2 separate regions of the Mus musculus genome follow, and region 1 is linked to region 2. Evidence: chromatin contacts called from ENCODE Hi-C or POLR2A ChIA-PET data. All regions are on one chromosome and are shown on one strand. The core of a region is the stretch at or near the end of the contact, and the rest is flanking DNA. Distances in the headings are between cores, read along the strand shown.

The links. Hi-C counts contacts between places; a loop is a spot of excess contacts on that map. ChIA-PET counts read pairs that join two places held with the same protein, here RNA polymerase II (POLR2A).
Region 1: a loop to region 2 is called in a map of left cerebral cortex, with 2.2 times the contacts of the local background. The contact joins the promoter of Kif3a here to the enhancer-like site in region 2. A Hi-C loop is called at or near these places in 1 of 37 maps with a recorded cell type or tissue (left cerebral cortex). POLR2A ChIA-PET finds 5 or more read pairs at or near these places in 1 of 5 experiments (embryonic stem cell).

Annotation. Positions count from the first base shown.
Region 1 is chr11:53,566,117-53,568,846 of GRCm38, forward strand. It overlaps Kif3a (kinesin family member 3A), which reads left to right and starts at 1,253. Exons shown (of 18, transcript NM_008443.4): 1 at 1,253-1,415. The coding sequence starts at 1,410. It overlaps A430108G06Rik (RIKEN cDNA A430108G06 gene), which reads right to left and starts at 1,197. Exons shown (of 2, transcript NR_168001.1): 1 at 721-1,197.
Region 2 is chr11:53,490,702-53,493,401 of GRCm38, forward strand. No RefSeq gene overlaps it. Among named protein-coding and RNA genes, the nearest start is that of Gm19835, 4.4 kb to the left of the region's middle. Within about 2 kb of position 1,389, at least 3 of the 3 ENCODE cell types and tissues checked have a DNase peak (open chromatin) inside an H3K27ac peak, as active enhancers do; they include left cerebral cortex, where a contact is called at or near this core.

The sequences.
Region 1 (2,730 bases), core at 3-2,502, 75 kb after region 2:
TTTTTTTCTTTTTTTTTGAGACAGGGCTTCTCTGTGTAACCATGGCTGTCCTGGAACTCACTCTGTCAACCAGGCTGCCCTTAAACTCAGAAATCCGCCTGCCTCTGCCTCCCAAGTGCTGGGATTAAAGGGGTGCGCCACCACTGCCCAGCAAAAGAAGACTTTTTTACAATTAAGTATATGTGTGTCTCTATGAGTGGATATATGCATGTGAGTACAGTTCCCACAGAGACCAAAAGAGGGCATGGGATTCCCCTAGAGCTGCAGTTGTGAATGCCTGACCTGAGTGCTGGGACCCTAACTCCAGCCCTTTGCAAGATCAGTATGCATTCTTAACTGCTGAGCCAGTTCTTCAGACCCAAGATGAACATTTTGAATGTTAACACAGAACACACTTTATAATTACTTGCAACTTAAACTCTCCTATAACTTCCGGGTGTGATGAAGATGCCTTTAATGCCAGCACTCGTGAGTCAAAAGATCTCTGTGAGCTCAAGGTCATCCTGGTCTATCCAGTGAGAAACCCCCCCCCCCAAGACAAACCAAAAACAAAACAAACTCTCCCATAACTGAGAAACCCTAAGCAGTTCTGTTGGGCAAATGGCTATTTAGACGGAGCTTCTCCTTTGAGTTAGGTCTCAAACTCCCAACAAATGGTTGAGGTGCCTTTTTCACATATTAAAGCAGACCTGGATGCTCCCAGCATCCCTCAGTCCCTACCTGTTACAGGGTTGGCTGGCATAGTCCACCCCGTGAACCTTCCGGCCCAGGTGCTGAGCTGCCCTTCTGGGGTCCTTCCCTATATAATCCATCCATTTTGACTCTGCTGGTCATTTTCACTTTTTTTCCCCCTTTACCTTCCTGGCCTGTTGGTCTCCTTGGTCTCCGCTCTCTCCTCATATGGCTGGATCAGGGTCCTGTTCATTCAAACTTTTGGTGCAGACAGATAGTAGAGATAAACAGAACCCAACCCCTGATATTCCTCATAAAATAAGGAGTCATCAGAATCTGGTACGCTATTGTCCACTGTTGTTTTCAATATTTGGGACACTGCCAGCGCCGGAAGCTCCTGGCAGTCTGAGCGGGTCAGATGTCCTGGTGGCCTCAACATGAACCAGCTTTACAGAGCAGAGCGATGGCAGCACCCCGCAGGCGTTGCCCCAGTCTAGCGTCCATGGAGATGGACGCGGAAAGGCCTTGCGCATGCGTACTTCAAGAGCCCAGGACACCCGAGATTGGGCGGGGCGAGCTCAGAGTGCGCCTGCGCACTGCCCTCTGTAGCTGTGTGAGCCGCAGTCTCTGGAGCGCTAAGGTGTTGCGGTCGCCTGTGGCCAGCCTCGCCCCCAAACCCGGTGTTGTTGGGCTGCATCCGGAGTGGGGACGTTGGCGGAGCACCGGACGCGGCCACCATGCCGGTGAGGATGGACAGTCGGCCACGGGGGCTTCGGCTCATCGTGTCGGCCCTGCTCGGGGGCGCGGCCGTTGCCATAGAAGCGCGCGGCGGGCGGGGCAGGGTGGCCAGGCCGGGAGGCCTTGGAGGAGAAGGGCGGTGGGGCGGCGGGGCTGGGGTCCGGACGCATCGGGGGCCGCTCGGGACCCGCCCAGTTGCCCCGGAACGCGTTGCATCTCGCCAGGCCTGCTCTGCCAGACAGAAAAGCACCGCGCGGACAGTGGAGGCTTGGTGGCTGCGCGTGGCCACCATGGTCTTGCGGATGCTCGGAACCCCAGAGTCTACGCTCTGGCCCCCTACTTCCCTGGGTATAAGCTGTCATTCCGAGCGGGCACCTTAGCTTATGGTGCAGAATGTAACCTGTAGGTGTCTTTGTGCGAGTATGCGGTGGCGATTTGGTTACCTCCTAGGATTTCACGGATTGTTATCGTGCCATAATAAGGGGGTGGTTGTAAGTCCCATTGGAGAAGACTTGAGCCATGGTAGATTATATATTGGTTATGGGGCCTTCGATGGTTATTTACAGCGTCTGGGCCCTTAGTTCCTACACATTTAAACTTTCCTTCTTGGGGTTTTTATCAAGGCAAAATAAATTAATGCACAGGACACTTGAAGGACAGGGCTTGACATTTAGCACAAAATGCTCAGTGTTTGTTTATATTTATTGCTTTATTGAATAATGAATATTCAACAAAGATTGCGCACTAGCCGTATATATGTTAACTATGCAGGCGGTAAGGTTGTGCTAGGTGTTTTTAATTCAATTTTTATTTTATGTGTATGAGTGTTTGCATGTATGTATGTATGTGCACCACGTGCCAGGGGAAGGAAGAAGAGTGCATGGAATTATTTGGAACTGAAGTTAAAAGCAGTAGTAAGCTGCCATGTGGGTGCTGGAAACTCAGCCCAGGTCCTCTGTAAGGTCCTCTGTAAGTGCTCTTAACCACTGGCCCATCTCTCCAGCCTCATTACCAAAGTTTTGACTTTGGAGAAGAGGTGAAAACCATATACATTTAACAGAGAAAAGACAGCCTTAATAAATGAAGTGAGTAATCTGCATATGGCAGAAATTGGATCTGGTGAATTGGAAAAGGTTTCCATAAAGGAATGCTGGCCTACAGATAACAGATCTACTTTTGTTTTCAAAAGACTTAAATTGCTATATTTGTGAAGTTTCTCAGTTTTAGCAGATGACTAAAATACTTAAAAATGCTTTGAGCCAGCTGGCCAACACTTTGAAAGGTTGAGGGAGGAGGATTTAGAGTTTAAGGCTGGTCGGG
Region 2 (2,700 bases), core at 139-2,638:
CAGTGCCAGTGAGGTGAACTTGCTGGGTGGGTGGGACCTGAAACTCTTTATTTGTTCCTTTCTCAGTATGGTCACATGGATAAACCTCTTTCCCTATACTTTGATATTTCTTGTCTCTTTAATTGGTAAAGTGAGGACATGTAGGTGACCACAGGGGGCTGCCAGGGCCTAGGCTTGTACCCTAAAATATCCAGAAGCAAGGGTGGCAAGCCCTTTGTAGTTATTAAGGCTACTTAGTTAAATAAACATAAATTTTACAAGCTCAGGCCAGGTCTAGAGAGATGGTTCAGTGGTTAAGAGACTGTTCTTCCAGAGGTCCTGAGTTCAATTCCCAGCAACCACATGGTGGCTCACAACCATCTGTAATGGGATCTGATGTCCTCTTCTGGTGGGTCTGAAGACAGCGACAGTGTACTTGTAAAAATAAATCTTAAAAAAAGAGAGAGGGAGGGAGACAGAGAGAGAGAGAGAGAAGGAGAGAGAGAGGGAGAGAGAGAGAGAGAGAGAGAGAGAGAGAGGGAGAGAGAGAGAGAGAGAGAGAGAGAGAGAGAAAGCGCTCAGGCCAAGCAGGATGCTGTGGCACCGCCTTTAATCCCAGCACTTGGGAGTCAGAAGTCAGTGGAACCTCAAGGCCAGCCTGGTCTATATAGTGAGCTCCTGGAAAAAAATAAAACAGGATGAAAAACCAACACCAACACCAAAAATATAAATTAAAAAAACAAACCCTCGGCTAGAAAGATGGCTCAGTGGGTTGGAGTCAGTACTGCTCTTCCACAGGACTGGGGTTCTGTTCCCAGCAGCCACAACCAACTCCAACAACAGGGATCCAACATCTTCATCTATCTGGTCTCTGTGGGCACTAGCGCCCATGTACACATACCCACACACATTCACATAATTACAAATAAAATAAATCTATTTCTTTTCAAGCGGCTTCAGGGACTGGTAAGATAGATCAGTGGATAAAGGTACTTGCTACCAAGCCTAATTACCTGAGTTCAATTCCCAGGACGCACATGGTGGAAGGAGAGAACTGATCCCCACAGTTGTTCTCTGACCTCCACAGTCACACTGTTACACACGAATACAAAATAAATAAATAAATGTAATTTAAAAAGTCTTCATAGTTCAAATACATTATATAACATTAGACTCTATTATGACTTTCAACCCACGCTGGCCACTAAATTCCACGCCTACGCCCGCTGAGCTGTGGTGGGCGCTTATGGTTTTGACCATTCTGATCCTTGTTATGGCAGTGGGAATCTCTTGTTTTGCGTGTGTGGCCTCTCATTATGGGCCCCTTCTGGCCTCTTAAGCGCCATCAGCAGGGGGGTCTCCAGCTAAAAGGGACTTGAGGGGGATGGGTGGCCAGCAGAGGCTGCAAAGGGACTTTGCCCAGATAGCAAGCTGTTTTTTTAGTCACGACTTCCTTCCGGAACAAATCATGTTTTGTTCTTGCTTACTAGCCCAGGGGAAGCGAGAAGGCCTCTCTCTCCTCCTTTCTCAGGCTTGCAGCCTGTTGTGCCTGATCTCAATGAGGTCATAGTTCTGAATCCTAGCACCAGGTCACATGCCCGAGTTGAAAACTCAGTTTTTGCATCTGCGATTTTTTTTTTCCAGGCTGTTTTTGTGATAGGTCAGACTGGTTGCTTGGTTGCTAAGTCGGGAGAGCAGCAAGCCTGGTCCTCTGAGACTTGGAAAAGCTGGGTACCCATGAGGTGATGCTCCTCAAGCAGTCCTCTGCTACTTTTCCTCCCCCCCATTTCTTTTCTGCCTGCTTAATTCTACTACATGAGGCATTTTGTTGTTGTTATTGCTTTAAGACAGGGTCTCATACAGCTCAGGTTAGCCTCAAACTTGTGATACACCTAAGGACAGCCTTGAATTTCTGATCTTTGTTTGTTTGTTTGTTTTGTTGTTGTTTTTTTGAGACAGGTTTTCTCTGTGTAGCCCCGGCTATCCTGGAACCCACTCTGTAGACCAGGCTGGCCTCGAGCTCAGAAATCCGCCTGCCTCTGCCTCCCAAGTGCTGGGATTAAAGGCATGCACCACCACTGCCCGGCTGAATTTCTGATCTTTCTACCTTCCTCCTCTCCAGGACTGGGGTTATAACTATGCACCACGATGCCTATTTTATGGGATGCTAAATATGGAGCCCAGGGTTTTTTATTTGCTAAGAAGATACTCTATGTATTGAGCTTTATCCCCATCCTTAATGTATAATATTTATTTTTACTTATGTGTACGTACGTATATGTGCCTGTCTGAGCAAGTGTGTGTACATACACATGAGCGCGCGCGCGCGCACACACACACACACACACACACACACACACACTGTGTTCAAGTGCCCAAAGAACCCAGAAGAGGGCATCAGATGCCCTGGAGCTGGAACAGGTTAAATTGTGAGCAGCCTAGTGTGGGTGCTGGGAAGTGAACTCTGCTGTTCTGCAAGAGCAACAAGTGCCCTTAAAGGCTGAGCCATCTCTCCAGCCCCACATACGGTAGAAGGTTTAACAGAAAAGATTCTTTTACCCACACCCCCTCCCCTCTGAGGGAATTTGGAGGCTTAGTTGGTTGGTTGCTTTTTTTTTTTTTTTTTTTTCCTCACTAGGCTGTCTGAATTAGGATGGGCCTAATTTAAGAAGCCTGCAGAATGCTGTTAAACCATGACCTTGATTGTGAAGTAGTGACCCT